Regions from separate parts of the Homo sapiens genome. Here region 2 is linked to region 1. A link is a loop called in an ENCODE intact Hi-C map of the cell type or tissue named here. Cell type or tissue: endothelial cell of umbilical vein. All regions are shown on one strand. Links, peaks and the distances in the headings refer to the core of each region. The heading gives the core; the rest is flanking DNA.

What was found. Hi-C counts contacts between places; a loop is a spot of excess contacts. Peaks named below come from ENCODE experiments on the same cell type or tissue, not always from the same donor. Only the 100,000 strongest peaks of a DNase experiment are listed, where the experiment ranks them.
Region 2: it touches region 1 in a loop (4-fold over the local background); 5 of 110 quality-filtered maps call a loop at or near these places.

What each region holds. Positions count from the first base shown.
Region 1 is chr4:10,543,603-10,556,328 of GRCh38, forward strand. All of the region lies in intron 8 of CLNK (cytokine dependent hematopoietic cell linker), which reads right to left. Among named protein-coding and RNA genes, the nearest start is that of ZNF518B, 93 kb to the left of the region's middle. In endothelial cell of umbilical vein, for the core only: a CTCF peak has its summit at 6,249 (motif pointing left); a DNase peak (open chromatin) is centred at 6,249; H3K27me3 peaks cover 1,801 bases.
Region 2 is chr4:11,946,922-11,959,647 of GRCh38, forward strand. No RefSeq gene overlaps it. Among named protein-coding and RNA genes, the nearest start is that of MIR12113, 170 kb to the left of the region's middle. In endothelial cell of umbilical vein, for the core only: a CTCF peak has its summit at 7,376 (motif pointing left); a DNase peak (open chromatin) is centred at 7,360.

The DNA.
Region 1 (12,726 bases), core at 2,311-10,310:
TGCACCGCCTGTTTAGATTCCCCTTGGTGAAAGGTCCAACTGGCACAATACAACACAACACAATGCAACACAGCACAAACTGGTCTGTATAATTTTAATGGCTCTTCTATGTCTAAAACAATTACTTCAAAGAATAAGAATAAAATTACCATTCTTCCTTTCTGTTTTCATTTTTGAAAAACACTTTTGAAATAGGTAGGATTCACTTCTTTATATGAATTCCAAACACTGATTGCACACAGAAATAACTGATGTCCTTGGCATTGTGAAAACACAAAATATGACCCAGGATCTACTTCAACAACAGCAGCAATCTGGTTAACATTAGATCTTTGACTATTTCAAGGAAATCACAAAAAAGCTTAGGCCACATAATGCTTGCTTAAGGGACAAAATTATAAAACATAAAATTAATTTCCTTTCATCTTATTGTTTATTGGCTTCACCTCCAGAGCTCCCTGGTGGACCATCTTGCTGCCTGTGTTGATGACTTTCCCTGCAAAACTAGATGTTGGCTTTCCAAGAGGTCTTTTTTCACTCTATCTATTGGGGATCAATTCAATTCACTGGAAAAAGAATTCAATAAAGAGACTGAGTTCCTGTAATTTAATAGGAAAATTCCCTTTGTGGTTTTCAAGATATCTACCCAGTTTTCTTCAGGGGTTGTGAGTTTAGAATAGGACATCTATCTTCTTTTATTTCATTGATTTATTATTGAGCACATAGTATGTGTTAGGTATGGACTCATTTTTAATATATGCATTGATGTAGGTGTTGGGGGGTATAACACCAACAAATAAAGTTGCTATTCCCATGAAGCTTACATTCAGTGGCAGGAGTTAGGAGATACATAAACAAAAGTATAAATAAACGTTCATGGGTGATGACAAGCACTATGCAGAAAATAAAGCAGATTGGAGGACAGCACGGTGCGGAGAGTAGGAGCTGGGGCTACTGTGTTTTAGGCTGGTCTGAGGAGGCATCTGTGGTTAGGGGATGAAATCAGAGGCCTGAGGACAGCGAGGGAGCATGTCCTGTGGATATCTTGGGAAGGGGATTCCTGACAGAGGAAACAGCAAGGGCAAAAGTCCTCAGGTGGTGTCAGTTCATTTTTCTGTTGCTTAAAACAGAATACTTGAAATTAGGTGATTTTCTAGAAATTAAGTAAGTCCAGGAACAAAGAGGGGCATGTGGTGAGAGCCTTCTTGCGGGTGGTGACTCTGAGGTGTACTAAGACGGTGCAGGACAGCACATGGCGAGGAGGCTGACTGTGCTAATGTGCTAGCTCAGGTCCCTCTTCCTTTCCTCATAAAGCCACCGGTTTTCCTTCCATCAGAACTCAATAACCCATTAATTCATTAATCTGTGAATGGATTGATCTATTTATGAGGACAGAGTCCTCATCATACAATCACCTCTTAAAGGTCTCACCTCTCAATACTGCCACACTGGGGATGAAGTTTCAGCATGAGTTTTGGAGGGGACATTCAAACCAGCATTCCACCCCTGGTTCACCGAAATGCATGTCCTCACATACAAATATATTCATTCCTCCTTGTAGCCCCAAATTCTTAACTCATTCCACTACCAACTCAAAAGTCCAAAGTTCAGAGTCTCCTCTGTGAGCCTGTGAAATCAAAACAAATTATCTACTTCCAAGATGCAATTGTGGGGCAAGCATAAGGTACACATTCCTATTCTAAAAGGGAGAAAGAGGCAAGAAGAAAGGGATAACAGGCCCCACCCAAGACTGAAACCCAAGAAAGAAGAATTTGGGTCCTAAGGTTCCAGAATAATTTTTTTTTGATTCCACGTCTGGCATTCTGTGCACACTGGAGCAAGAGTTAGGGCCTCCAAGGCCTCGGGACACCCCACCCCTATAGCTTGGTTGTGCTTAGTCCACCCAGCTCTCCCAGGTTGGCAATGCACACCAGTAGCTGTACAGCTCAAGGGTCTTGGTGGCAGGCTCACTCCCATTACCATAGTGGGGATTTTCTGCAGTGGCCTTGCTCCTATGGCTCCATTAGGCATTGCCCTGGTGGGGACTCCATTAGCTTCAACACCACATATCTGCTTTGTATAGCTTTAGTGGGGGCTTTTTGCATGTCTCCACTCCTGTGACAAGTCTCTGATTGGGTCCTCAGGCCTTTGACGTCTTTTGAAATCTGGTTGGAGGTTGCTGAGCCTCCACAGCTCTTGCTTTCTGCAAGCCTGCAGAATTAGCACCACACAGATACTGCCAAGGTTTAAAACTTGTACCTTGCAGAGCTTCAGTACAAGGGCCTCAACTGGGGTTGCTTGAGCCGGGCAGCCATGAAGTGCTGTGCTGCAGTGTAGGAAGCAGAGTCCCAGGGTAGCTGTGGGCAGTGAGCTGGTAGACAGCGCCCCAGTCCTATCCCCTGAAACCTTTCTTCCATCCTAGAACTCTAGGCCTGTGATAAGAGGGCAGCCTCAAGATCTGTGAAACACCTTTGGGGTCCTTCCTCCATTGTCTTGAGGGATAGCATCTAGCCCACTTCTATCCCTGTTAATCTCTTTAGCAAATGGTCACTGGGATATACCCTTGGTTTTCTCCTCTGAAGACTTTTTCTCTATGTGGCCAGGCTGAGTTTTCCAAATTTATCCACTCTACTTCTCTTTTAATTAAAAATTCTGTAAATTATTTCTCTGCTCTGAAATATCAATGTAAGTTGCCAAAATAACCCTGCAGCTCCTTCTATATTTTGCTTAGAATTTTCTTCTGCTAGATATCCTAGTTTATCACTCTCAAGTTTGGCCTTCCTCAAAACCCTCAGGCATAGAGACAATTCATTCAAGTTCTTTGCCAATTTATAACAAGAATGGTCTTTATTCCAGTTTTCAATATCTTGCTCCTCAGTTCTACCTCAAACCTCATCAGAATGGCCTTTACTGTCTATATTTCTATCAGCATTCTTGTCACAACCACCTATCTAATCACTAAGAAGTTCCAAACTTTACTTAGCCTTCTTGTCTTCTAAGCTTTCGCCAGAATTTAAACATTTTCTATCCTGCTCCTACAAATTCTTCTACTTTTGCCCATTACTCAGTTCCAAAGCTGCTTTCCACATTTTCAGGTATTCATTATCAGCAACACTCCACTTCTTGACACCAATTTTCTGTGTTAGTCTGTTTTTTTTTGTTGCTTAAGACAGAATAATGGAAACTAGGTGATGATTTATATGCAAAAGGAATTTATTTCTTTCAGTTGTGGAGGCTAAGAAAACCAAGGTTTAGGGGATGCATCTGGTGAGAGCCTTCTTGCTGAAGGGGACTTACTGCAGAGTCCTGAGGCAGTGCAGGGGATCAGATGGTAAGGCGACTGAGTATGCTGGCTCAGGTGTCTTTTCTTATAAAGCCACCAGTTCCCCTTCCATGACAATCCATTCATCTATTAACCCATTAACCCATTAATCCATTAATGGACTAATTCATCCATGAGGGCAGAGCACTCATGATCCAATTACCCCTTTATGCCTCACCTGTCAATACTGCTATATTGGGGACAAAGTTTCAACATGAGATTTGGAAGGGACACTTGAATTATAGCAGGTGGGATGAGCACGAGGAGGAGGTAAGCCCAGATAGGTGATGGCAGAGGTGGGAGAGTGCCCAGATCACATGGGGTCTTGTACAATGGCGCAAAAACTTTGCCTTAACTGTGGTGAATCTTTTTTAAACCACCTCATTAAGGTATCACTGACATAGAAGAGCTTTACATATTTACTGTACACATTAAGATTGAATTTGGGGATAAGTACATATCCATGAAATCAACACCACCGTCAAGGCCATAAACATATCTGTCACTTACCAAAGTTGACTCCTGCCCTTTTTGTTATTGTTACTTTATTTTATTTTCTTTTTTTGGTAAGAACACTTAGCATAATATCTATCCTCTTAGCAAACTTTAAGTACACAGTACAGTGTCATCAGCTGTAGGCACTATGTGGTAGAGTGGGTCTCCAGAATTTATTTGTGCACCATAACTGAAACTTTGTCCCCTTTAAGCATCACCTTCCTATGTCTCCCTCCTCCTTGCTCCTGGCAGCCACCATTCTACTCTTTGCTTCTATGAGTTTGACTGTGTTAGGTTCCACAAGTAAGTGAGATTCTACAGCATCATTTTTCTGCGTCTGACTTGTTTTGGCCCAACATAATGCCCTCCAAGTCCATCAGTATTGTCATAAATGGAAAAATTTCCTTCCCCTTAAGGCTGAAAAATACTCCATTGTGTGTATATACCACAATTTTTTGATCCATTCATCTGTCTATGGACCCTTATGCTGTTTCCATATCTTGGCTACTGTGAATAATGCTGCCATGAACAGAGTGCTGAGAGCTCTTCAAGATCCTGTTTTCAATTCTTTGGGTATATACTCAAAAGTTGGATTCGTGAACCATAAGGTATGTCTATTTTTAATTTTTTAGAGGAAACTCCATTCTGTTTTCAATAATGGCTGTACCAATTTACATTCTCACCAACTGTGTGCAAGGGATCGCTTTTCTCCATATTCTTGCCAACACTTGCCATCTTTTGTTTTTTGTGTGTGTTTTTTAAGTAATAGTCATCCTAAGAGGTGTGAGGTGATATTTCACTGTGGCTCTGAGTTGCATTTCCTTCATGACCAGTGATGCTGAGAACCACTTCCTATATATGTGTTGGCTACCTGTATTTCCTCCCTGGAGAAATGTCCACCCAGATCCTTTGGACATCTTCCAATAAGGTCACTCATTTTTTAGCTCTTCAGTTGTATCAGTTCCTTGTCTATATTGAACATTAACCCTTATCAGGTATATAGTTTGCAAATATTTTCTCCCATTTTGTAGTTTGCCTTTCTACTCCGTTGATTCTTTCCTTTGCTGTGGAGAAGCTTTTTAGTTTGATGTAGCCCTACTTGTTTATTTGTGCTTTTGCTGCCTGTCCTTTTGGTCTCATACCCAAAAAGTCATTGGCAAGATACAATGCCAAGGATCTTTTCCCTATGTTTTCTTCTAGGAGTTCTGTAGTTTTGGGTATACCCCAAGTTGATTTAATCCACCCCAAATTGATTTCCTTGCATGGTGTGAGGAACGTGGTCCTGCCCTGTGCAGAGGAACAGGTCCTGCCCTGTTCTTCTGCACATTAATATCTAGTCTCTCCACTATTTGAAGAGACCATCTTGTCTCCATTGTGTATTCCTGATGCCTTCATCAAAAATTAGTTTAATCAATGCATGCATTTATTTCTGGGCTCTGCACTCTGCCTTACTTGTGTGCATGTTTGGTGTACCACTGACCACGACAGCCCTGTCATGTAATTTGAAATCAGGAAGTGTGATGGCTCCAGCCTTGTTCCTTTTACTCAAGATTGCCTTGGCCACTCAGGGTCTTTTGTGTTACTCAGGGTGAATCTTTATGATACACTGTCCATGTGTCCTGTGTCTTCATTATAATGTAGGATTATTTTTTCTAGCCTCACTTAGTATTCCTCCCTCCCTTTTAAGATTTTTGTGTAGTATAATATCGGCAATAGTTACAAAAATCCACGGGGATTTCAGCCGCATCAAATATGCCGACTGGCAAGTGCTGATACCATGAGCTTCACTTAATCATTGCTTAGCTAACCAAAATCCTTCAAAGTAAGAGGTTAAGGTGAACTTAAGGAACTTTGCAGGTGAAAAAAACTGGATTGAACAAGCAAAGTAACTTGTCTACCATTATACAGCTTTGATGGTAATTCAGATAAATTCCAGAAAGCTTCTTAAAATTTGGGGGCCTTATTTAATAAAGCAATAATAAATCAAGTATTTGTGATATTTAAAGGAGGGTGAGCTTTGGAACTGAATTTGTTAAGATTGAATCTTGATCCTGTTCATACTATGGGCAGGATCATGGCACGTGCTTAATGAATGTTTATGAAATAAACAAATGGATTGAGGAGTGAATGAATTTCCCCATCTGGAGAAGTAAGGAGTGCTTATTTATACTTCATGGAAATTCATGTGTGGAATAAATGAATTGATGCACTTCAAGGCATGGTTCTTAATGCACAGCTGCAGTTACTACTATTATTATAGTATGAAAAATTAGAGGGAAAACGGGAATTTACCTCCCTAATGAAGTACACAAATATTCTAAAATGCTAGGAAAAGTTCTCTGTCAAACAAGAGGACCCAAACAGTTGTTCAAAGTCTTTCCCATCTCCAGTTTTCTCTTGGAGAAGCCAGGCATGCTCTCCACCTGGTGGTCATAACGTGTAATTAGCACCATTTGCCCAGAGACTCATTGGCTTTGCAGTCTCAGGACAGATCTCACAAAGTTACTGCTTTTGGGTAGGTAATGTACTGAGGTGGGCATAGCATGGTTGCAGAATCCGATGGACCTTGGTTTGACTGTTTCCACCACAACTTATTATGGTGAAACCATGAAGACATTGTCAATATCACCGTGTTCTGGGAGGGTTAAAGTAAGACCTCTTGAAGAAGGAAAAAGAGTTAAGGGATTGTTCTTTGGAGTGGCTGCTGCCAGCTTGCAATGGATGGTTGTTAAACTTTCAGAAATTCTGTGAACTGGCTTTACATACAGCCATTATTAAAAATACATTACATAGGCCAGGCGCGGTGGCTCAAGCCTGTAATCCCAGCACTTTGGGAGGCCGAGGCGGGCGGATGACGAGGTCGGGAGATCGAGACCATCCTGGCTAACATGGTGAAACCCTGTCTCTACTAAAAAATACAACACAATTAGCCGGGCGTGGTGGCGGGCGCCTGTAGTCCCAGCTACTCGGGAGGCTGAGGCAGGAGAATGGTGTGAACCCGGGAGGCGGAGCTTGCAGTGAGCCAAGATCGCGCCACTGCACTCCAGCCTGGGCGGCACAGGGAGACTCTGTCTCAAAAAAAATAAATAAATAAAAAATTACATAAACATACACTTAAGTTACAGCAGCCCTCCACTTATCCTAAGGCAAAATGTTCCAAGACTCACGATGGATGTCTGAAACTGAGGATAGTAATAAACCCTATATATCCTATGCTTTTCCTAAATATACAGACCTATGATAAAGGTGATATGTGACAGCAAAACAAGCACACTTTTTTTTCCTTCTTCCCAATTTCACGGATAGAAGATTCATTTTTATTGTCGATCCCAGTAACCTCAGCATACAATATTTTTTCTTTCCTTTTCAAGTTGAGAACTTCCACCTTTTCACTTAAAGGAATCACTTTACATCTTCTCTTTGGCAAATCAGAACTGTCAGCATCACTGCTCTTGCGCTTTTGGACCATTATTAGGTAAAATAAGGGTGACTTGAACCTAAGCACTGAGATTCCACGCAGCGAATCTGGTGGGCGAGATGACTGCTCAGCAATTAACCGGTGGATAATGGACACAGCGCAACAGAAACACTGGACAAAGAAATGATTCGAGTGAGACTGCTCAGGATTTCATCGTGCCGCTCAGAAACAGCATGCGAGTTAACATTTATGAATTATGTATTTCTGGAATTTTCCACTTGATATTTTCAGACCTTGGTTGAGCATGGGTAACTGAAACTGTGGAAAGTGAAACTGAGGATAAGGAGGACTTCTGTATTTGTTTTTCACTTAGCTACTGTTCAATTTGTGGTAAATATATGCAAGACCACCCCCCCACTTTTTTTGAGACCAAGTCTCGCTCCGTTGCCCACGCTGGAGTGCAGTGGTGTGGTCTTGGCTCACTGCAACCTCTGCCTCCTTGGTTCCAGCGATTTTCCTGCCTCAGTCTCCCAAGTAGCTGGGATTACAGGTGTGCACCACCATGCCCGGCTAATTTTTTTGTATATATATATATTTTTTTTTAGTAGAGTTGGGGTTTTACCATGTTGCCCAGGCTCCTGAGTTGTCTCGAAACTCCTGGGCTCAAGTGATCCACTGGCCTCAGCCTCCAAAAGTGCTGGGGTTACAGGCATGAGCCACCACCCCCTCCTGTAATACCCTTTAACTATGAAATACAATCATGCAATAACACTATGAAATACAATCAGAAATAACTATGAAATACAATCAGAAATAAAACATAAGTATAATGTTCTGTTCAGAGAGCTTATTATGGGGCTTACGGGCTTATTGAACAACTAAATAGCCAGCCCTAGTGTTGAGCACATAGGAGGTACTAAATATTATTGGTTGAATTATGATGAAATAAGCTATATTTCCCCTCTATGTAAAACTGCCTTTGCAAAGATTATATCAGTGAGAGAATTGTAATTTTTTTTTTTTTTTTTGAGACTGAGTCTCACTCTGTCGTCCAGGCTGGAGTGTAGGGGCATGATGTCGTCTCACTGCAACCTCTGCCTCCCAGGTTCAAGCAATTCTCTTGCCTCATCCTCCCAAGTAGCTGGGATTACAGGTGCGCGTCAGAACGCTGGGCTAATTTTTTGTGCTTTTTTATTTTTTAGTAGAGATGGAGTTTCACCGTGTTAGCCAGGATGGTCTCGATCTCCTGACCTCCTGATCTGCCCACCTCAGCCTCCCAAAGTGTTGGGATTACAGGTGTGAGCCACCACGCCCGGCCGAGAATTATAATATTAATAGTAAGCCAAGCTAACTCACTCCCCATCTTATCTTTTCCTTAATTACTCCTGGGCTATTGGGCAAAGCTACCTTTGGAACACATTCAGGCTATAGTTTAAATGATAATAGGACTTGCCCCAAACTCAACCACTTTTGTAAAGCTAATGGGAAGCCATCAGGCTGGGGGGACAAGAACAGCCTGAGTCCAGCTAAGGCGCAGACATAAACGATTGTCAGCCACTATTGCCAAGGTTATAAGACATGCAACTTCCCCAGTTATTCCTGCAGATAACACCACTATTGTAGATCGGCCTTTGGAGATATCTTTCCCAGTTTTTTGCATGCGTGTCTGACACCCATGGTTCCACCTAAACCCAATGCCTCCACCTTAGTGCCAACCTCTCTCCTGTAGCCTCACCCAGAAGTAACTCATCTGCTTGAAGACAGCTTCAAACCCCTATAATTTCATCTCCACCCCAATCAATCAGCAGCAAGCACCTGTTACCTGCCCTCCCATCCCTTCCCCCAAACTGCCTTTGGAAACCGCTGACCTATGAGCTTTGAATGAGACGATTTGTGTATGAACATCTCCCACGTGGTGTGGCCAGCCTCGTGTCTATTAAACTCTTTCTCTACGGCAGTGCCCTGGTCTCTCTTTATGCAGTGGGCAGGAAGAACCCCTCGGGCGGTTACATGTGTACCCATTTTCATCCTGCATTATAATCTTCTCTGTCCCTTCCATACAAGCAGCTTTTACTATACCAATTTCATGTTTATTATTAATGGCCTTTTCTTCACATTGTGATGTAGGATATGGAATTAGAAAAACTAAGTAGAAAAGAGAGAGGGCAAACTTATCACTGTTCATCGCTCCCCCAGGGACTGGCAGGAAGAGGAGGGGGGGGCATGCAGGGGCGGAAGCATTTACGTTCACAAGCTGTCTGTAGATGTGGCTTTCATAGATTAAGGAATATCCGCCCCAAACAATGGATCATTTATAACACCCGATAAACTACTCAGAATAGGAAATGTACTGTGAACCCAGAATTGAAACTAATATATGAGTCGATCTAGGTTTTTCTAAAATGTGTTCTAAGGAGCATGGGCCAAAGAATGTGATCCCAGAAAAAGCAGGTTCCATGGACACTTAAGTTACAAATGCTCCGTGCCATATCCCCCTCTTGGAGATCCACAATGCTCTTAAAAACTTGGTCAGTAAAAAGATCTGTTTATTTTTGTTTAACTCAGTGTTTCTCAAGGTTACTGCATCCAGAGTTTCCCATTTATTTATTTTTTTATTTTATTTTTTTTTTCTGATACAGAGTCTTGCTCTGTCACCCAGGCTGGAGTGCAGTGGCGCAATCTTGGCTCGCTGCAACCTCCGCCTCCCAGGCTCAAGCAATTCTCCTGCCTCAGCCTCCCCCGTAGCTGGGACTACATGTGGACACCATCACGCCCAGCTAATTTTTTTATATTTTTAGTAGAGACAGGGTGTCACCACGTTGGCCGGGCTGGTCTGAAGCTCCTAACCTCACGTGATCCGCCTGCCTCGACCTCCCGAAATGCTGGGATTACAGGCGTGAGCCACCGCGCTTGGCCTTCTCTTTTATTTAATATGATTCTCAACATCTCACACAATTAGTTTCAGATAACTGTACTTTGAGCTACTTAGAGCTTCATTCATTGTGTCTTACAGCAAGGACCAATGGGAGGAAGTTGTAGGAAGACATTGCTGTTCCTTATACTTAGCTGAAAGTAAAGAGCTGGGGCTGCTTAAAGGTAGGGTGTGCTTCCTGGGAAGGTGGTGAGGCTCTTGGGCCACTCAATTATCTGTAAGGGATGCTGTGCCTTAGTTACAAGGAGGGGCTGGATCGTGGAGATTCTGCTATTTTAAAACTTAACAAAATAACTCTTCCATTCTGCTGGCTTGCATGTAAGACATGCAGGTATAGAGGCCGCTAGTCCCAGTTTACCCCAGATGTCTCTGTTTTTAATTTAGAATGTCCTGCTTCTGAAGAACCCCTCCATCCAGAGCAAACTGGGATGGTTGATTCCAGTGAACACCCCAACATTACAAGGAAAAGAAAAAGTGCTTTTCATTATGCGTGTATTTCAAGTCATTTTGAAATGGTTTCATGGGGAAGGCCGTACTTTGCTTATGTAAAAGGCAGTTCTTGTACATTGCAATTCTATGGGGAACTGAAACTTCATTAGGGAATTATTATTTGGGGGATAGAAATTTTCTGGAGCTTCTTTTATTAAATACCTTGTTTTTCAGTCTCTTGTTTCTGGCTACTTCATATTTCTGTATCAGAAAATAAATTTGTTATATCAAACAGTTACATATTCCTTTCCTTTTCTCTGAGGCCTATTATTTTTCTTGTTTGGTAGTGAGAAAAAATACTGTTCTGTAGTTCAATTAATGAGTGATTTCATGAAGTTAATAACGTTAACTTTGAATGAGCATTATATCAATGTCTCTGTTGCTTTTGAGCCATGGGTTGTGGCTGAAACACATTTACATCTAAAATGGTAGAAGAATAATATTACATTTATTTCTGATCAATTCTGCAACCTCGGGCGTGTTTTTTCTGCAAAGGATAGAAGATAACCAATCTCATCATTATTGCAAAGTTGTGTGTTGCCAAGTTCTGCCACTAGGGAGCAGTATCATCTATCAATTCACTCTGGCACTGCGCTTTGTATAGTCTGGATGAATGGGATGTTCGTTACGAAATGAGAGGGAGAATACATTTTATACACTAGCAAACACAGAAAACCCTGGCAACATTACCATAGTGGAATAAACCTTGGCTCTGGTCTTGTGACTACTTGCTGATGGCCTTGAGCAAGCCACTTCCCTTCCTTATGTAAAATGAGAGAATTGACCCAGATTAAACTCATTTCTGATTCTAATTTCTTCAGCATCTAAACTCGTCTAAAAGCAAACTAGTATAAAGGTCTTTTGATGGCATTTTGTGGAATTCTACTTTGCTTCTTTTCAATCAGCTCGTGTTTCTGGATATACATGTTCACTAGCCTAGGCATAATTTTTTTTTTCTTTTCTTGGAGGCTTATTGTAGTTCTTTATAAATTCATTCTTGTATATGGTATGCTTGTCACCTCAAAGGAAATTGGCTTAGAGTTTGTGTTTGGTTCACATCTACGGCAAAGAGAAAATGCAATTTAGCTTCCTTTATTCTCAGCTTTGGTTTCTCTAGAAAAATAAACCACGCTGTATTTGAAAATTATAGCTATTCCTATCTGAAAATAAGATTATTTCTTCTAGATCTATGGTTAATGCTAGTGGTTCGTCACACATAACTTGTATTGTAAATACTTTGCCTCCAAATAAACTTTTACCTATTTTTAGGAATGAAAAACAAAAAGTCAAGCTTTAGGGAAGATGATAAGTTCTTGAAATCTGACAGTTTACAGATAAATGTAAGAATATGATTGCAAGAAAAATGACATAAAATGTACATTAACATAAATCTATAACTGCTCAACTTGATGAAAAATATCACCATAAAATCTGCCATTACTGAACCAACCAATATGTTTTATTCTATGATATTTTTGTGAGAGTGAATAAATTATCTGAGAATGTGTTTGCATCAAAAATACAGAATTTTGTAATAAACACATAAATCATGCAAGCATTTTTAAGCAAGATGCCTGATCCTAAAATGGGGGGGGCATTCATATTAATTTCCCCCCTTCCAGCCTTGTTCTAGATATGGTACCTTAGAGCTCTGGATGGTAATGGGGAACCATCAATTATGGAAATATAGAAAAGGATGATGTAAAGAAAATAACTCTTATTGGAGAAGTCTTCTATACAACCTGCCCCACCCCCAAAAGCCTCAACCTCTCTGAGCCTTGCTTTCACTGAAGTCCTCTTTGCAGTTGTGGCCTCAGTTTACACTGGAGTCTGCTTTACAAAACGCTCATATTTTTGTAGTCATGGGACCCATATATCAGCCAACATTCGCTACAAAACAGAGCACTAACTTAATCCTACAAGATGTGTTTTTCTTGCTGTCTCTGAGGAACTGGTTTGTTTCTTGTAATGGGAAATTCATACCACATAAGGAAGCTTGATTCCCTTTTTGCTTAGACTACCAGGTAGCTCAGAGGCAAAATAACAGTTTAATTATAGAATTTAGTGATG
Region 2 (12,726 bases), core at 2,828-10,827, 1.4 Mb after region 1:
TACTCTCTGTTTTATAGTACTCATCCCTGAAAATTCTAACTGCTTTAGCCTCCCCAAACTTTCTTTTATCTTCTCAAATGAGACCTCCGCTCCCTCTACCACATTATGAAAAGTACCCGCAGAACAAAACCCAGGGTGATTCACCTTATTTGCTTCTTTTCTTTCAGAGCTAACGATCCCACACTCCTTATTTTATACTGTCTGAAAATAATTGCTTTATATATTTGTCCAGTTTTCTAGCTTCTTACAGAAGGAAATTACGTCCAGTATCAGTTATTCCAAATGACTAGAAATGTATGTCCTTTAAGTTGGTTTATATTATTTTAATTTTATACTTGAATAAATAAATGCTCAGGGTTTTTTTCTTTTTGATTGTCAATCCTCTAGTTTCACATTTTAGAAAGTAAATGCCTAAATACTACAACAATCACCATTTGGAGAATCTACCCAGTATCAAGCAAAATGCTAAACATGCAACATATCATATTTCATCTCATCTTTTGACAATGCCTTGGAAGTTTTATCATCCCACTTTCTAAATGAAGTAATTAAATACAAGGCAATATCATGGACTAAATATTAGTGTCACCACTCCCCCCGCCATTGATATTTTGAAATCTTATCCCCAGGCTGTGATGGTGTTACAGGAAAGGGATCTTGATCCAGACACCAAGAGTGGGCTCTTGGATCTCGCATAAGAAAGAATTCAGGGAGAGTCTGCTGTGCAAAGTGAAAGCAAATTTATTAAGAAAGTAAAGGAATAAAATAATGGCTATTCCATAGACAGAGCAGCCCTGAGGGCTGCTGGTTGCCCATTTTTATGGCTATTTCTTGATGATATGCTAAACAAGGGGTGAATTATTCATGCCTCCCCTTTTTAGTTGCCATGGCATTTGTAAACTGTCACGGTGCTGGTGGGAGTGAGTGTAGCAGTGAGGGTGACCAGAGGTCACTCTCATCACCATTTTGTTTTGATGGGTTTTGGCTGGCTCCTTTACTGCAACCTGTTTTATCAGCAAGGTCTTCATGACCTATATTTTGTGCTGACCTCCTATCTCATCCTGTGAACTAGAATGCCTTAACCATCTGTGAATACAGCCCAGTAGATTTCAGCCTGATTTTACCCAGCTGCTATTTAAGATGGAGTTGCTCTGGTTCACAGCTGTCTGACAAATATAAAGGAAATGGTCAACCCCCACTAACCGTCATGACCTGAGCCAGTCCCTCTGGGTTAAAATTTAAAATTGCCCTGGTCAAAAAGAAAGTCCATTCAGAAGGCCAGGGGGCCTTAGCATTTTATTGTTGGTTTACAGGGTTCTTTATGCAGGAACATTAAGTACAAATCAAGGCTATCCTGGAAAACAAGGATGCCTGGTCATTCTATTTATAGTGGATGTTTTCTCTGAAGTTTGGACCATTGCTGAGACCTGTGCGACGTTGCATTGTAAACCAAAATGTACATGACACAGGTCTCAAACAATTTAGAAGTTGATTTTGCCAAGGTTAAGGAATATGCCAGGGAGACAGATCCGTGCTCTTCTCTAAAGATAAATTTGAGGGTTTCAGTATTTAAAGGGGAAAAGCAGGGTAGATGAGAAAGAGGGAGGATATGGTCACATTACTGAATCCATACATTGCAAGAGAAAAGGAGTAGGTAGGAGAATAGTCAATTATGGATTCATCTGGTGCTCACTAATTGACACTTTACATAAGATAAGGTGAACATAGAGTATCTACCTATGCAGATATTTAACCTTCTATCTCTACGTGATGAGAAACAAAGGGAAGGCAGCTTCTTGCATGGCTCAGCTTTCAGGTTAATTTTTTTCTTTTGGCAGAGTGAATTGGGATCCCAAGTTTTTATTTTCCTTTCACAGCATCAACCCTGGGTTAGGTAACACCATCTCCACGGAAATGGCCTGACATCTTGTATAAAAACTAACCTTACAGTGACCACCAAATAGGCGCAAAATGTGTACAGGTGGGGAGCTGCAATATAACTTCAGGCTTCCCCAAAAAATGTTTCATCTGAGACTCTATGGTTGAACAACAGTCAGATAGGTTACTGGATGTGGCCCTTTTCAAGTAATGCACTAATTTATTCATTTCTGCAAGACAAATCATGTAAAAAAAAGACGAATAATCAGGCTTAAGGGTTAAACATGAGCCAGGTAGTCCTGAGACTTAACTCTGGGGAGAAAACGGCAATCACTGAACCATTTCTAAACATATAGGTAATAATAGTGAAACCACCTTTGCAAAAATCATATCAGTAAAAATAACTGTATAGTGATCTAACCCACCCCTACCCCCATCTTACCTTTCCCTTAATTATTCCTGGGATTTTGGACCAAGCTAGAGAGACATTTAGGCTCTGGTTTAAATGATAACAGCCCTTCCCCAAAATTCAACCACCTTTATAGAGCTAATGAAAGACTATCAGGCTGAGGGAAGAGAGAAATCTGAATTCTACTAAGGTATAGTCATAGACTGCCAGCCATTCCTGCACCTAACAACCACTACAGTAGATTAGTCTTCTGAGATATCTTTTCAGGGTTTTTTTTTTGCATGTCTAACATCCATGGCTCCATCTGTACCTGCCAAGCCTGCTCCTGTGGCCTTACGCAGAAGTGATTCAGCACGCAGGAGGACAGCTTTGAACTCCTATGATTCATCTTTGCCCCAGTCAATCAGTAGCAAGCCTAGCAACCACCACCCCTTCCTCCAAATTGCATTTGAAAAACCCGTAACCTACAAGTGTTGAATGAGACTGATTTGAGTACAAACTCCATCTTCCACTTGGCAAGGCCAGCCTTGTGTGTATTAAATTCTTTTTTTACTGCAATGCTATGGTCTTTCTTTGTGCAGCAGGCAGAAAGAAGCCCTCTGGCAGTTATAACATAATCTAATCATTAAATATTTTCTTGGATATAACATAGAAAATAAATTTTGCTGCACGGGTGTTGCAGGTGATAAGTTATCACAAGTATATGGTCATAGATAATATTAACTTGAAGTAACGTGGTAGAAGGAGACAAAAAACATAAAAGTTGTATGTTTTGTACTAGTTTTGTATAACCATATTAATTTATGTAAATTAATATGGTTATACAAAACTAGTATAAAACATGAAACTACTATAAAACATATTAGTTTATGTAAATTAATGTTTATATAAAACTAGTAATAACTAATATGATATACTAGTTATATCAAAAGGAAGGATATGAATTAGGAGTAGAATTAACAAACATGGATAGGAATTTTGTAAAATTTGTGGCTTGGTATCACCCACTGAGAGGAAATATAGGACAAAAATTTGTTTTTGGCAAGGTCTATGAGTTGGGGAATGGGGAATAATTAATGAAAGTGGAAAAGAGAGAAAAACAAAAAGAAATAATTCTTGTACGTCATGATTGTGCCAGGTTCTGCCCAATTTAACTTCAGTTGTGTATATTTTTTGTTTCACAAAGTAATTCCACTATCCAAAGTGAATTAATATAATTTATTTTTCTGAATAGATAATATTTATCTTATCAGATAATATCTATCTTATAATTTATCTTTTTGAACTGTTTCATTGACATGGGTCAGCATACTGTTTGAGAACTGGATCAGAGATTAAGGAAATACTTGGGTTTGATGCCTACTGGACTTTGCAGTATTACTTAACCCATCTGTCTTAGTCAGTTCAAGCCTTTTATAACCAAGTATCAGAGTCTGCATGGCCATGACAGATTTATTTCTCACAGTTCTGAGAGAACGAGAATCAGGAATGAGAATGGGAAGAAGCTGGGAATTCTAAGTACCTGCAGATTTGATAACTGGTAACTGACCACTTTCTGGTTGACAGTTGTCTTTACCCTGTGCCCTTACATAATGGAAGGGGTGAGGAGCTCTCTGAAGCCTCTATTATAAATACAACAATTCCATTCATAAATATTCTCTGTGCTCATAACCTAATCTCCCAAAGGCCCCACCTCCAATTACCATTGTCAGATACGTGTGAACTAGAGTAACTCCATTTTAAATAGGAGCTGGGTAAAATGAGGCTGAAACCTACTGGGCTGCATTCCCAGATGGTTGAGGCATTCTAATTCACAGGATGAGATAGGAGGTCAGCACAAAACACAGGTCATAAAGACCTTGCTGATAAAACAGGTTGCAGTAAAGGAGCCGGCCAAAACCCACCAAAACCAAAATGGCAATGAGAGTGACCTCTGGTCGTCCTCACTGCTACACTCCCACCAGCGCCTTGACAGTTTACAAATGCCATGGCAACATCAGGAAGTTACCCTACATGGTCTAAAAGGGGAGGCACGAATAATCCACCCCTTGTTTGGCATATCATCAAGAAATAACCATAAAAATGGGCAACCAGCAGCCCTCAAGGCTGCTCTGTCTATGGAGTAGCTATTCTTTTATTCCTCTACTTTCTTAATAAACTTGCTTTCACTTTGCACTGCAGACTCGCCCTGAATTCTTTCTTGTGCGAGATCCAAGAGCCCCCTCTTGGGGTCTAGATCCGGACCACTTTTCTGTAGCACATTGATCCCAGGTGTTTAGAAAAACTCAACCAATTGTCAAACAGAAAATTTAAAATGCTACCTGAAAGCCTCCCCTCCCCCACACCTCCACTGCCTCCCACAATGTATAAAATCCCAACCACCTCGGACACGTGTTCTCAGCATCTCCTGAGGGCTATGTCACAGACCATGGTTATTCATATTTGGCTCAGAATAAATCTATTCAAATATTTTACAGAGTTTGACTCTTTTCATTGACATTCTATAAAATATTCTAGTTTTAAAAAGTATGTCACTTTTTCTACAAGAGCATTTTAGCTAAAACAAAATTAGCCTTACTTTGGTCATTATTGTGAGGTCTTTAGGGTGCAGGCTGTTACAGACCTTGAATTATTCAGGAACTGCCTATAACATACATGTTTCACTGGGGCCTTAGAAGATACAGGAGGCAAACAGGGATGGTGACTCGCACCTATAATCCCAGCACTTTGGGAGGCCAAGGTGGGTGGATCACCTGAGGTCAGGAGTTTGAGACCAGCCAACATGGTGAAACCCTGTCTCTACTAAAAATTCAAAAGTTAGCCAGGCGTGGTGGGGGGCACCTTGAATCCCAGCTACTCAGGAGGCTGAGGCAGGAGAATTAAAATGAGCCAAGATCATTGGTTGCAAGGAGCCAAGATCACACCATTGCACTCCAGCCTGGAGGGACAAGAATGAAACTCTGTCTCCAAAAAAAAAAAAAAAAAAGGAAATGAAGGCTGACATCTGCTTTTGCTCAAGAACACTCATGAGGGCCTCATTTTAAATTATTAGTACCAAATTTTGGTAAGCAGTACTAGGTTGGCTGTCCTTGATCCCATTCCTCACTTAAAAGAAGGTGGAGATTGTGTAAGGACTGATTAGAATTAGAAATCTTCACAGAATTACAGGGTGAAACTCAAGGTGATCCTGTGGTGTTGTAAGTGGGTACTTAAATAAGGCCTATGTCCTGATGCTAGGGAAATTTATGAAATTAGAACTGAGAGCAAAGATGAAGAATACTAATGGGAAGCCATGCTGAATATAATAGATTTTCCAGGCCTGGGTTAGATGTTTATTTAATGGGAGAAGAATCTCCTGAGTGGGATTATCTAACCCAAGGTGGTAAACAATATTAATTTGAACACTGGGTACATGTGGCCAACTCAGAATGTATTAACTTAGCAATACATAAAAACAAAAATATCCAAGGCAGTAAGCAAAAGGGAAGTAAAAACAAAGTAGAGGTTCTGATCAGACAAAAAGTGTTAGGCTTATGTGTGTTCCAGAAGGAAAAAGACCAAATTCTACAACCACAGCCAGGCCCTCGGTAAGGAGTAGAACAGCAGAGGGAGGCACAACTTGAGAACTGCAGCCACTAGTGAATAAAAGAATAAAAGATGTAGCAGGATGAGACACTTCTTGAGGCCCGGAACACCCAAAAAGGAAAGGCAGACAGTGCCTTGAAGAACATGTAGAAGAGGCATTCTTCTTTGCTAGGCCGCTAAAGGAACACATTTCAGGAACATCACTAGCACCTTCGGTACTGAAATCTGCTGAACATGATTCTCCAGCTGAAAAACACTTGAGCAAGAGAATTTCATGAACCCATGCTATCCCATAGCCAGAGTTTCTGACAGCTGCTCCCATAGCATGAGACCACTCCTCAAACACGGTAGAGGCTGTGCCATTAGCCAGAGTTGATGAACAATGAAGAAATGAGATTTTAGAAACACAGGGCATGGAAGGAAATGGAAACTGATAAGTTTTGAATAATCATGCCAGGAAATAAACATATGTGATCCCGAGCTTCTGATCCAGGGACCTGGGCTCCCGCCATCACAGTTTTCTAAACTTAGCAAGAAGGTTTTTAAGGCTACTAAGACAGAGTTCAGCACATCTTTCTGTGAAGGCCGGGTGTTAAATATTTTAGGTTTAACACAACATATAGTCTCTTTATAAAGCCAAGAAAGCAGCCATCTATAATATGTAAATGAATGGGTATAATTGTGTTCTAATGAAGCTTTATTTACAAAAAAGTGCTATTTTTTTTGTTGTTTTTTTGAGATAGAGTTTCACTCTTGTCACCCAGGCTGGAGTACAATGGCATGATCTCGGTTCACTGCAACCTCTGCCTCCTCTGTTCAAGCAATTCTCCTGTCTCAGCCTCCTGAGTAGCTGGGATTAATGGCGCCCACCACCACACCTGGCTAATTTTTTGTATTTTTAGTAGAGATGGGGTTTCACCATGCTGGCCAGGCTGGTCTTGAACTCCCGACCTCAGGTGATCCACCTGCCTCGGCCTCCCAAAGTGCTGGGATTACAGGTGTGAGCCACCGTACCCAGCCCAAAAAGTGGTAATTCCTTAGGGCCATAGTTTTCCAACACCTGCCCCAGGAGAAACAGTGTTCATGGGGTGCTTCCTCCCCTTTGATATGGTAAATGCATTCTGTCCAAATCATCTTCTTATTGGGATATTGCTAAAGACTGAATTAAGGGCTGTACTTTATAAATTTTGTAATCCTGAAATACATTGCCTGACATCCTGGCAAGACTAAAAGAGAAAAAAAAAATCTCCTTTTACTATCTTTCCCACAAATATCACTGATTTTTAGGTATTTAGCAGCACCGAAGACTGAGATCTGGAAAAGTAATTTTGTTTTTGGATCTGGAGATAATCTTATTTCTAAATTTTGCTGTCAGATTTCAGTGCTGTAATAATTTCATATGTACTATAATCTCATTTGATTGTAAGGTAATATCAGTTCTTGTGCTATGAAGGAATTACAGCCCTGTCAAGAAGAGGGAGCTCAGACATCAGGAACGCCACCCTCTGGCTAAATCTAAGCAAAACAAGAACCTGAACAAGACTTCAATTGTTTTGCATTTTTAGCTGAAAAGGTGAAAACATTTAATTTGTAGATTTAATTCTTTAGTTTTGGAAATCTTTGGGCTTTAACTTGCAAGGAGATTTAATCTTTGAAATTTAATGTGTTCCTAGGGACTTCTTAATGAGCATGGATTTATATATTTAAATTTGGAGCATCTCTATATTGGTATCATTGAGATATCAAAAATATTGTTATTTGATTTTCTTTAAAAAACCTTACAAGCTGATATTAAATAGTGGCTAGACATATTTTGAGATGAACAACAGAATAAGAATAAAATATTTGCCTTTGGGTATAAGAATTTGTCTGGACATTACATTGATTAAATCCTCAGTGGATTTAAGCCCATCACCCACCATGATTTCACGTTGACAATGGGCAGTGGCCACGTCCACCTCTCTGTCCCCTTTCTCCCTCTGCTACTGGTGTTCCCTTCACCCACCAAATAAACTGCATGCTCTCAGAGTCTAATTTAGAGGTAACGCAAAGAAGAGAAAAAAAACAAAACATTGGTTGAAAGAGCAGATCAATGAACATGTAAACATTCCTTACATATAGATTTTTTAGTGGAGGAGGCAGCTGTGTTAAGGTCAGGAAGAAATTCAGAGACAATAGTGCTATCTCTACAAGGTCTTTCTCTCTATCCCTTCACATCTTCACTATTTGTGTCACTGACCAGTCAGCAGATTATCTTGGCTTTATTTCCACAGTTTTCCTCTGACAAGTCTCACTGCTTTGCCTCTTGAATCTCTATTTAGTCTATTACTAGAAGAATCCTTCAGAATATGAGATCAGGGCATCAGCTTTAATACGAACTCCACAATCCCTTCTTTAACCAGTACTTGCTGAGTATCCCCTAACTGCTAGTCCCTGTTCTAATGCTTAGGATGCACCCGAGAACAAAGCCAAACCAGGAAGTCTCGATAGAGTCAAATCACTTATATCTTGGGTCAGAAATCAGAACTACTATTCTAAGAATACGCACTATGAGAAAGAGGAATGATAGTCTCCCAAGCCACAACAACACACATTCCCTTTGGAACTCTGTTATCCAACTTGAAACAGATCCTTTACGCAAGCCAAAATAAGAAAGTCAGCATCAATGCTAACTGTATTTTTTTAAAGGAAAATATTATTATATATATTTAAGGTACACAAGATGATATTATGGGATACATATACAAAGTAAAAAGGTTACTAGAGAGAAGCAAATTAAAATACATGTCACTTCACATAATTATCCATTTCTTTGCTTTTGTTGCAGAAGCAGTTATGACACACTCATTTAGCATGAATCAGAAATATAGGAAAATTTTATTGCCTATAATTCCCATGTTGTATGTTAGGTCTCTCGATTTGTTCATGCTACATATTTGGATCCTCTGATCTATTTCTCCTCATTTCCTCCCCACATCCCAACCCATGCACATGGTAACTAGTTTGTTTTCTATCTGTATGAATGATTTTTTTAAGATTCTATGTGTATAAGGGGGATCATACAGTATGATTTTTCTGTGTCTGGTTTATTTCACTTAACATAGTGTTCTCCAGGATATATTGTAGCAAATGGCAAGATCTCATTCTTTTTTAGGGCTAAATAATATTCTATAGTTTTATGTACACACACACTCTTATACTTCATAGTCATATATATATATACACATGCACATATAGACATATATGTATATTGTATATATGTATATCATATTATATATCATATATTATACATATATGTATATATGTATATATGTATGTATATTTTATATATGTATGTATATTTTATACATATGTATATATGTATATATTTTACATATATGTATAGATAAAATATAGAACAGAAAAAATTCAAAACCTACAGGCCTATCTTTCTGATGAACATGTATGTAAAAATCCTTAATAAAATATTAATTAACCAAATCCACCAACATATCAAAATGTGTATACTTTATCCCCAAGTGTGAGTGATCCCTAGTATGCAAGGCTGGTTTAACGTATGCACGTCAATTGACACAATACATCACATTAACAGAACAAAGGATAAGACCACGTTTGTCTCAATTATGCAACAGTACCATTTGACAAATTTCAACATCTTTTATCGATAAAAACTCTTAACATTTTAAGAATAGTTTATATATGTACATGAAATATATCTATCTTGATCTATCTATCTATCTATCTATCTATCTATCTATCTATCTGTCTATGTATAATATAGTCGTTTCCATATCTTGGCTATTGTGAATAATGCTGCAATAAACATAAAAGTACAGATGATTTTATTTCTTTAGAAGATATGCCCAGAAGAGGGATTTGTGAGTCATCTGGTAGTTCTTCAGAAACCTTCACACTGTTTTCCATAACGGCAGTACCAATAAACATTCTCATTAACAATGTATAAGAGTTTTCTTTTTTCCACACCTTGAGAAAGGTTTATTATCTTTGACTTTTTGAAAATAGGCATCCTAACAAGTGTGAGGTGGTATTGAAATGGGAAAAGTTTGCTTGTCCCCCTCACAGGGCACGCGATGGGGGTTTGGCTCATTTATTCAGTGTCCCGCTGCTCAAACCTCTAGTGGGAGCATGAAAATGGGCAGGTTGTGGGGTTCTGACCCCATGGCAGTGTCTACGGGTGAATGTTCACAGCTGAAGCCCCAGTGGGTATGTGTTACATGGTGCTCTTTCAGTTTAGCCGTCAGTGGGCGGCTTGTGTTACCTCAATTAGACCCCTGCCTTATCGCAAGGATAGAGGACTTTCTGTATCCTAGGGCTTCTTGCTTTGGTATACTGGATGAATGGAATCACACGTGGGCTTGGAGAATGAGCTCAAGGTTTTATGGAGCGGAAGTCGCTCTCAGAAGATGGGGGAGACAGAAGGGAGATGGAGTGGGAAAGTGCTTTTTGCCTGGAGTCGGGTCTTTCAGCGGCCAGGTTCCCCTCCAACCACGCAGGCCAAACTCTGCATCATTCCACTGGTTGATGGCCTGCCAGCTTGCCGACATCTGCCCGTAACTGTTGGTAAGCTCTTACACCGGTGTGTTCCTCTCGACATCCAGTTGCTTGTGTCTTCTTCTGCCCGTGTGTTCCTCTCAACATTCAGTCACTTGTGTGCATGCCAGCTAGGGTCTCAGGGTTTTTATAGGCACAGAATAGGGGCATGGCAGGCCAGGGTGGTCTTGGGAAATACAACATTTCGGCAGGAAAACAGAAATGCCTGTCCTCACCTAGGTTCCTGGGCACAGGCCCCGGGGGTGGAGCCCTAGTCAGGGACCCAATCTCCTTCTATCAGCACTTTCTTGCCCTGCTCCCATATCAGTATCTCATAGAGGTTTTGATTTGCAATTCCCTGATAATTAATTATATTGACCACCTTTGTATCTACCTGTTGGCCATTTCAAGATACATTTTGAAAAAAATATCTATTCAGGCCTTTTACTGATTGTTTAATGAAATTGTTTTTCTACTATTTGTATGAGTTCTTTACAAATGTTGGATATTAATTCTTTATCAGATACACAGTTTCCAACTCGTTTTTCACAATTCATACTCTGCTGTTTCATTTTATTTATTATTTCTTTTGCTGTGCAGAAATTTTTAGTTTGATGTATTCCCTTTTTTTTAATTTTTGCTTAGTGGTCTGAGCTTTTAGTATGATATTGAAGAAGCCATTCCCAAGGCCAATATCTAGGATATTTTGCTTTATGTTGTCTTCTAGGAGTTTTGCAGTTTATGGTCTTACATTTAGGACTCTTCTTTGAGTTCATTTTTGTGTATCTTGTAAGATAAGGGTCCAATTTTATTCTTGTGCATATAGCACCATTTATTGAAAAGACTATCCTTTTCCTATTGTGTCCTCTTGGTGCCCTTGTCAAAAATTAGTTGACCATAAATATTTGGATTTATTTCTGTGCTCCATGTTTTGCTCCACTGGTTTATGTTTCTCTCTCTCTCTCTAATTTCAGTGCCAAAAAGTTTTGATTACTGTAGCTTTGTATTATAATTTTAAATCAGGAATTATGATGGTTCCAACTTTTGCTTTTTCAGAATTGTTTTGGCTATTCAGGGTTTTTATGTTTTCATGAACAATTTAGGAGTTTTTTTTCTATTTCTGTAAAGAACGACATTGGAATTTTTATAGAGGCTGCATTGAATTTGTGTATTGTTTTGGGTAGTATGCATGTTTTAATAATATCCTTCAGTGCATGAACATGAGGTATCTTTCCATTTATTTGTGTCTTCTCCAATTTTTTCATCAATGTTTTATAATTTTCAGCATACAGGTCTTTCCCCTTTGTGATTAGGTTCATTCCCAAGTATTTTTACTTGGGAGAGTTCAACAGTGAAGCCATCTGGTCCTTGGTTTGTCTTTATTGGGAGATTTTTGATTAGTTCTTAAAACTCTTCATTTGTTATTGGTCTGTTCAGGCTATTTTCTCCTCACTCAATCTGGATAGGTTGTGCTATTTTAGAAATGTATTCATTTTCTCCAAATTGTTTAATTTTTTGGTATGTAATTGTTTACCATAGTCCCTCATGGTCCTTTTTATTTCTGAGGCATCTATTATAATTTCTTCATATTCATTTTTAATTTAATTTATTTTAGTATTCCCTTTTGTTTCTTAGTTAAGACTAGCTCTTGGTTTGTATGTTTTAATTATTTTTTATAAAAATAAAGACAACTTATTTTTGTTGATTCTATGATTTTTCTATTTTCTATTTGATTTATTTCTGTTCTGATTTTTATGATTTTTCTTCCTTCTGCTTATTTTGGGTTTAGTTTGTTCTTTCTCTAGTTCCTTGAGACAACTTGGGATGTTTCTTCTTTTTGAATGTGCACATTTGTTACAGAAACTTTCCTTTTAGAATTGCTTTTGTTATGTTATATATGTTTTGGTATGTTGTACTTTCCTTGTTTGTATCAAGATTTAAAGAAAAATCCTTTTGATTAGGTCTTTGACCCATTTGTTGTCCAGGAACATGTGGTTTAACTTCCATATATTTGTACTTTTTAAAAATTTCATCCTGTTATTAATTTCTAGTTTCATACCATTGTCATCTGAAATGATACTGTGTTTGACATCAATCTTCCTATATTTGGTAAGACTTGTTTATTGGTCTAACATATGGTCTATTCTAGAGAGTACTCTATGTGCTCTAGAGAAAAAAAAATGTGTATTCTGTTGCTGTTGGATGGTAAGTTCTGTATATGTCGGTTAAGTCCATTTGGGCAAAAATGTAATTAAAGTTCTATATTCTTAAAATTATTTTTATGTCTGATCAATCTATTTATT